Linked DNA regions of Homo sapiens: region 2 is linked to region 1. The links are chromatin contacts, found by Hi-C or POLR2A ChIA-PET in ENCODE. All regions are on one chromosome and are shown on one strand. The core of a region is the stretch at or near the end of the contact, and the rest is flanking DNA. Distances in the headings are between cores, read along the strand shown.

Region 1 (4,117 bases), core at 712-3,211:
TTGGGTCTTGCAAGATAAATTTTGCAGACAAAAAACAATAGAGACATTTCAGGCAGAGAGAATGACATCTGTAAAAGCATGAGAAAGTAAGGCAAAAATGGCAAAACTTCCATTGTTAATATAGCAAAGAATTGACAGGAGGGCAGGGGAATAATAAGAGATAAATAATGGGCTACAACAGTTGTGGGCTGAGGGCAAAGAGTGAAGAATGCATGCCATGAGCTGACAGTCAATTAATGTTTACCCAGTGCTCCCTACAGGGCCTACTAAGTGGGTAGCATGCCCACCACCACCTCCAACTGATTAGACCTGGCCTGCAGCTAGTTCATCTTTTGGCTTGAATGTGACCAAGCAGTTTCTCCTGCTTGGGCATTTGTCTTACTAGATAAGGTCAATGACTGTACCTGGTCATATAGTATGCTTAATTAAATGGTTATGTAGGCATGACGTCAGTTCTGGTGTCATGGCAAGCCAGGACCACAAGCAAGTGGGCAGCAGAAGCACTATAGACTTGCTGAGTCTGTGGATAGGAAAATGGAACTGACATGCTGAGAAAGGCAGAAATGAAGGACCATGTGATCACAGTAAACATTAGAGTGAGACAGAGCCATTAATAGATCCATGAGAAGAAGATCATATCTGGGAGAAGGGTGTGAGATTATACAGTCAGACCAAAGGTAGCAGAGACATCAGCCAGATGGGGACTTGGTTTCATCCATTGGCTCTGACAGTTACTTCTGACTTCAGAAAGAGTGCTTCTCAGGTAACCTGATGTCAGAATCTAGACACTATCATTAGGAGTCTGAGTCTACATGGAGTGTCTATGAAATAAGGCAAATAAAGTATAATGTATACTGATGATTTCCTATTGACTAAGGTGATGGGGAATGGCTGCAAGGATGAAGAAATTCAAAGCACATTCAAATGGGACACCTCTCTCTAATTATGTTATGATGGGCTGGCTTTCCCTTTCTTCCACTCAAGTCCTCGTATTTTGAGGAATGATTTGAGCTCTCCATTCTTCTGAGATGTGTTGCTTTCTCTTTTATCAATGATCACAGCTAACGCTGGTAATGTTCCATTGACTTAATCTACTTAAAACTCAGCAAGGGCTGGGTGTAATGGCTTACTTGAGGCCAGGAGTTCAAGACCAGCCTGGGCAACATAGTGAGATTTCATCTCTAATTTAAAAACAAAAAACAAAAACAATCCAATAAAACTCAGCAAGTCCTCACTTTAGTCTAAGTAGTGTTCATACATTGAAATACTGGACACAGGACCTCAGAAAACTTCACTTTTTTAAAGAAAATAGTGTAGCATGAGGCTGTGAAAAGCTGGAGTGAAGTAAGCTAGGTTTTGCATTGTGATTTTCTTACCCTTGGGATCTTCAGACTATGGTTCTGGAGGGTGCTTAATGTAGGCTATGGTGGTGTATCTAGTAGAACAAATGCCTAAAATATAACAAGAATTTCCTTGTTGATGGGATAGCTGTTGATGCCTTATCCACAGCTGTCCTTGGATTCTCTTTTTTTCTGGTGATACAGAAGAGCAGGAAGAAAGGGTGTAACAAGTAATCCATGGGAGCAGCAGGTATCTTTAAGGGGGTCCAAAAGCTGCTTGAGATCCACTGCCTGTTGTCATATCACGTCCACCCTTCAAAGGATCCAAGGCCTAAAATCTTTGAGAAAAACAGTTCTTGACTTTAGAGCAACAGTAGAAATCTTTACTTCTTTTCCAATACCGTTTAGAAGAAGAAATTAGAAAAGGGGGAAAAAAATCAAGCAATGAGCAATGACCAAAGGAAGGAAAACAACAACAACAAAAGAAAGTCCTCTGAGGAAGATCAGAGTTGAGTTTTATATGTTTATTACTGGCTGAGATATAATGGCACTTGAAACCACAGAGCTGCTTTCCCTAGTTGATATATTAGCCGAGTACCTGAAGTCTGACTGCCCTTTGCTTACCACCAGGGTGCACCAGTGTACACAGTATTCCAAACTTCTAACTCATCAGGGTTTGTTAGCCTTTAATAACTGGGCTAGTCAAAAGTTACTCACTTTTGAAAAAGACCATTTGGAGGGAATTGAACCTGTAAGATACTGTTTATCAAGCCACAATTCTGAAATCCTCTGGATTTTAAAAATTACATCTACAGTCTGCTTTGCTACAACAAGTATTTTAAAATGAAAGTTAACTCACATGCATTGGTAATCAGGGGAATTATGTAGCACAACAGGGCAGACAAATTGAACCAAACATGATTTTTCCCAGTATGTCCATCATTTGACATGATCAAGGGTAAGTTTCCTCACAGTTAAATAAAATAAAACTGTAATGACATTTGCAGATCTTAAAAAAAAAAAAGTTGAAAAATCTCAAAATGTCTTCTGTTTAGTCCAAGATAGCAGCTGGTTAATGGCCTTAAGAACTGCTATGCTGTCCACTGTGCTAAACTATCTGAGGGTAGCGTAAGTGAAGATTAGAACCTGGAAAGACATTTCCCTGTGTTAAAACAAAATGACAACAACAACAAAATACATTCCTGAATCATATTTTTATTTTGGATGTAACTGGCTTGTATTAAAGCAACTGTTTTTAAAGCCCTCCATTTCCAAGAAGAGAGCTTTAGACACCGGAGGGTAAACTGATTCAGGTTCTAGGGCGAAGGCAAGTGGAGATTTAACTCTGCTAGTGTTCGCTTTAGGATTGTTACTGCTTTTGTTAGTGCCCTGGCCAAAAAGTGCTGTAGGTTTTGAGGGATCTGTTTCTCACACTGTTTTTCTCCATGAACCCTATTATGTTTAATGCATGATTTTGAAAAATGTGAGAATGCACGTATATATAGTGATATGGCAGAAACACCTGTGCCGAGAATTTTTCTTAAACATTTGCTTAACCCTTACTAAATGCCAGATGTTTTTCAAAATATTTTATATACATTAACCTATTTAATCCTCAGAACAATTTAATGAGGTTGGTTCATTACTGTCTTCTTTTTTACAAATGGACAAAATAAGGCAAGGGAGAATAAATGAACAGCAAAAGGATGAATGTTTTAAAAGAATGTGAATCTGGATGGGTAGGAGGAGGAGGTCCTATTCTTTAAGTTATGCCCATGGGAGGGCTCTCTTAAATGGTGAGTTTGCTGGGAAATAAGGTTTCATTAGAATGAGGCTATGTAGAAGGTAGCATACAACCTCATTTGATGAAAACTGGTTTTTAAGCTTTGCCACATGTGTTTAAATGCACAAGCCATTTCGTTTTTAACTCAGTGAGGCACATATTCCTCTTTCCAAACTTTTCATCAAGTTGTCAGTAGATATTCCATATGAAGTAATGCTATGTGTGATGAACTACAGTGATTGCACAAATTCATATCTCTAAAACTGGTTATTATGGTAACTTAGAGTTTATTAACTGCATCTCCCTTTCCTCCCTCCCTTTCTTCCTTCCTTTTTAACTCCTAAGTTAGATTACCTACTGAGATTGGCTAAGTACAAAGTCAGGCCAGACATGGAATATGGAGACCCTATAAATCTCTGGTATATAAGCTTCTAAAAGGCTCACTTGATTACTTCTTTACATGAGAAATTGCTGCTTATAAAGAAATTCTTTTAGAAATTGATTTAATGTGAGTAAATAAAATTTCAATGGTAAATAAGCATTGTGTGTGAGCTGTCTATGGTACAAGCTTCAGACACCAGCAAGCAGAATGTGGTAGGTCATATTATCCTCAGCTGCCTTTCTGTGAATCTGAAGATTATTGAAAACGATTCTTGTTTCCATAATGAGTTCATAATGCAACAAAGAATGACAAGAGTTTACCATATCACTCTGATTGTATTCTGGGACTCTGGAAAGAGAAAATTCCATCATTGAATTACCATTTTATTTGACATTTCATAATGAAATGAGAATGCATAAAAATAGGAAAATAATGCATGTAAATTGATAAAGAAAGAAAAGTATGACATTGTATTTTACAATTCCCCCTTCCATTCTTTGTAACAAAATGCTTTTTTGATTTATTTTTAAATTTTCCATTTGGTGCCAAGTACCTGAGTGTTAGTTATACTGCCAAGAACCTGAGGGTTAGCTACACTCTTCTTTTGAGAAC
Region 2 (4,117 bases), core at 586-3,085, 190 kb after region 1:
AGTTTAAATATGATTGACAAGTTTAAATGACACAAAAGAATGCTCATGCTGTCTCAGAGGGATGATGGGGTCAGATAGCAGGCTAGGAGGCAGCCAGAGCAAAGGGGTAAGCCTTAAGCTCACAGGCAATGGCTGAACAGCACTAAAGAACCCAGAAACTGAAGAGAAAGGGAGTACATAAACTCTGATGGAATGAGAAAATGGGAAGTATAAAGTTAGGTGTAAGCCATATAAAGTGAAGTGCAGAAACATGCCTTCAGAAAATAAAACTAAACATGAAAGGGCAATCCTACCATGTGAGAGCCAATGCATGCATTCTGAAAAGGTACACTGCCTGTCCTTAAAGAACTGCATATAGTTCAAGGATATTTGTTTTAGTGTATTCTGAAAAGGCTTTAGGATCATTATCAATCCTGTAATAAGCCCAAGAGGAAATTTCAGGAAGCTGCAGTTCTCCTACCACATTTTCAAGTATGATAATGCAGGTCTTGAGAGAACAAGAAACACAGTTATTGTCCCATATCACCATTGTGTTAAAAACAATGCATGTAAGATTGTCGCAAAGAATAGAATCATTTAAAATACAAGGTGTTACTACTGCTGGTAGTATGGTACAGTGATAGATGGAGTCTGGAGTAAAAAAAAATAGGGGTCAAAATTCTACTATGCACTCACTAAGCTATGTAGGGTGTGATAAAGGGAACTGGTAATGAGGAGGGAGAGCGGTTCAATTTTAAATGAGATAGTCAGAGTAAGCATCATAATGAAAGTGACCTTTAAACAGAGATCTGAAGTGTGTGATTTATTCATGTAGATAGATAACGGAAGTTGTTTATTACCCTCAAGAATTCTGGAACTCTCCTGGCATCTTGGATTCTGACTAGTTCTGTGGAAATTATCTGAATCCTGTTTGTAATCTTTGTACAATCACTTAGCAAATAAAAACATAAATATCCATCATACTTCTTTAAAACCTATTGTTACAAAACATTCTGTGTTCTGCTAAGTATAAAATATGTATGTACAATGGCTAACTTTTTTCTAAAAGAGATAAATTCAGGATAGAAAAATATTTATAAGGATAAATGAAAAATAAAATATACATTTATGTTGAAAAAAAAAGAAAAACAAGTTCTTAATCTCTAGACTTACCCATTTTATTAATGCTGGAAAGTAGATGTTTGTGTCCCCCCTGACACTCCAAATTCATATGTTGAAATCTGTTCCCTAATGTGAGGGTATTTGGAGGTTGGGCCTTTGGAAGATGATTAGGTCCTGAAGGTGGAGCTCTTATGAATAAGGTAAGTGCCCTTAGAAAGGAAATCCTAGAGAGATCCCTTGTCCCTTCCACCATATGAGGACATAGCAAAAAGACAGCCATCTATCAAACAGGAAGCAGCCTCTCACCCTCTCACCAAACACCAAATCTGCCAGCACCTTGATCTAAGATTTCTCAGCCCCCCAAACTGTGAGAAATAAATTTCTGTTGTTTAAAAGCCACTCAGTTTATTGTAGTTTGTTACAGCAGCCCAAATGGACCAAGACCATTAAGAAAGATCATTTCCCTACTGTCTTCTTACTCTTTTTAAAAAGGGTTGGGGTTTTATGAGAATACATTAGCACTAACAGGAAAACATACATACCCAACCCATATGAGTCAATGGGGCATAAGAGCTTTCTGCAAAAATAAATCTTGAAAATGTTTTTGCTACTTTATAAGTCTGAAAAATAATTCAAGCCACTCTAAACCCTTGAAATTCTGTTGGATAATGAACTTAAGGAGCTGTTGACATCCATGTCGCCTGGTGTCCACACTTGGCCTCATATCAGACAGCCACTGGAAAGCGATTTGCATGAACATGTATCTGAGAACCCTCTGTTTTATTTTTAAATGATAACAAAAGTAAGTACAACCATGATAGTAGCCTACTAATAATAAAGGGAGCTATTTATACATTTTTAAGTGACTGTGGTAGATATAGTTAGCTATCAACATGAAGTTCTTGTACCTTAGAGATGGCATGTCACTGAAAGAAACAGACTCCAGGTCATGGGAGTTCCAAATCTCCTCTCAGATGATTGGAACCCAGGAGTACACCCTTCCCCAGCATAACCTGCATGTAGATGCATAGCCCACTGCTGAGGGACATGTACCTGTGACCAGCGCCTCAGATACAATACTGGGAGGACATCTGTACTTAAGCTGTCTATATTCAAGTGACCTTTGCTCTCAGAGAAGTGGGACTATATTCAGAATGGTGCCCCTTAACATATTTCACATAAACCCCTTTCACCTGCTTTGTTTTGAAACTTTCCCATGGGACTAGGGTTCTTAAAGCTGATGAGGTACATGAAAACTCATACCATAACAGGTCACCCGTTAGAACAGGTCAATGGAGAAAGATGAGCACTGAGAAAATGCGGAAAGACTGGGCCTTCCCTATCCTCTGTACACCATTGTGTTTCAGCTCACTCTCCACAAAAATGATGTCCTGGAGTTCTAAGAAAGAAAACAGTCATAGAGCACAGAAATACAGGGCTGCGTGTTACTGGATGTGAGGGAAAACTGTAGACATGGGGACAAAGAAAAAAATAGAAGCACCAAGTTTAACTTAGGGGAGAATCAACCATCATTATGGTTGCTTGAGACAGAACAATGATTTAAAAGGGAGAAACTAAATAGGAGTTGTTACTGGAACAGTGTTTAACCTGCATGTGTTTTCCCTACTCCCTCATCCCACGCCTGCTAATGTCAATAGTGATAAAAATGAGCTAGATGGAAGAGGGTTGAAGGTGGTCAGTGTAATACTTTAGAAAACAGATTCATGTATGACTCAAATACCTGAAGCTTTAGGGATTCCATAATTAAAGAACAGAATATAGAAGGAATAAAAAACATACTGAACAGCCCAAGAATCTCTAGTAAAAGTGAAAGATTAGACAGAGAAACAGAAAACTGGAAAATAAAACCAGAATTAGTGAAAATGTAATTCTGAGAGATAGAAGGGATGGAGAAATGTGACCAGGCTGAATAGGAGATATAAAAAGCCATTCGTTTACCTTGATAAGCAAAAGTGTGTCAATGACAAGGAAAGTTGGGGCCAAAATTAAAAAGTTAAATTATTTTCATTCAATAAATGTTCATTGAATTGTCACCCTGTGCCAGGAACTGTGTTAAGTGTTGGGACCAAGTGGTGAACAAAACAGCGGATTTAAAGTGAGTGGCCAGGGCAAAGGGTCAGGTCATTTGACACTAATGCTAAAATCCCATGGAAATCTGAATGCTTTTCTTAGCACCTTGAGGTCACAGAAAACTAAAGCAGAAGAAATGAGCTGAAATGAAAAATAAGAGTTCAGAAGAAAAACACTAAAAGGCATCTGTTTAAGTAAATTACATTTATTTCAGGTGCTACATACACATTTGAAAGGGAAAAGTCCTTGTGAGACCCTGTAAAATAATTTACACAGAAATATTGAGTGATATTCTGTAAACATATGCAATCTACGCTACATTTTAGCTGTACATTTTTAAATTAAGAGATACATTTATTTTTCTTAGAGTATCTATTCCTATAACTTATTTCCTTATGAAAAGCATGTTTTATTTAGACATTCCTATAGAATATTGCTTGATTTTCTTTTTCTCTCTTGTCTGTTTTTCTAAGAAAAATATTTTCCTTCAATGCCAAGTACTCTTTCAAGGGTCTAAATAGAAAAATAGTAGAGTTATCGATCAAAGAATCCCTTCTCTTTCTGAGTGTCTTCATCTACATTTAAGGTTTGAGAAGACAAATGACAAACATATTTTTAGACATTTTCATGTTTGAACAGGTTAGGTGGGGTTCATATTTTGATTCTTCCTAATATAAATGTCATTCAGGCTAGACAAAAGGAAAAAAATAGTCTCCAGGATTTCAGAAATGTTATTTTAAAAAATCATCCAAATCAATGTGGCAGAGTGGCCTGCTTAAAAGCCCTTCAATTAGATTTCATTGCTATAAATGGAGGTGAAAAATCAATCAAGACAACCTGGGACCAAATATAATGCCACAATGAATAAATACTTCATTATGGGTCCAGCCTAATCTTGCTAATTTTTAAAGATTTGTACATTCAT

The links. Hi-C counts contacts between places; a loop is a spot of excess contacts on that map. ChIA-PET counts read pairs that join two places held with the same protein, here RNA polymerase II (POLR2A). Pooled maps may share reads with other maps.
Region 2: a loop to region 1 is called in a map of right cardiac atrium, with 5 times the contacts of the local background. The contact joins two enhancer-like sites. A Hi-C loop is called at or near these places in 2 of 168 maps with a recorded cell type or tissue (cardiac septum and right cardiac atrium) and 7 of 50 pooled maps. POLR2A ChIA-PET finds 5 or more read pairs at or near these places in 1 of 52 experiments (naive thymus-derived CD8-positive, alpha-beta T cell).

Annotation. Positions count from the first base shown.
Region 1 is chr5:41,268,635-41,272,751 of GRCh38, forward strand. No RefSeq gene overlaps it. Among named protein-coding and RNA genes, the nearest start is that of C6, 57 kb to the left of the region's middle. Within about 2 kb of position 1,962, at least 2 of the 41 ENCODE cell types and tissues checked have a DNase peak (open chromatin) inside an H3K27ac peak, as active enhancers do.
Region 2 is chr5:41,455,395-41,459,511 of GRCh38, forward strand. The region is part of intron 1 of PLCXD3 (phosphatidylinositol specific phospholipase C X domain containing 3); the gene reads right to left. Among named protein-coding and RNA genes, the nearest start is that of PLCXD3, 53 kb to the right of the region's middle. Within about 2 kb of position 1,836, at least 2 of the 41 ENCODE cell types and tissues checked have a DNase peak (open chromatin) inside an H3K27ac peak, as active enhancers do.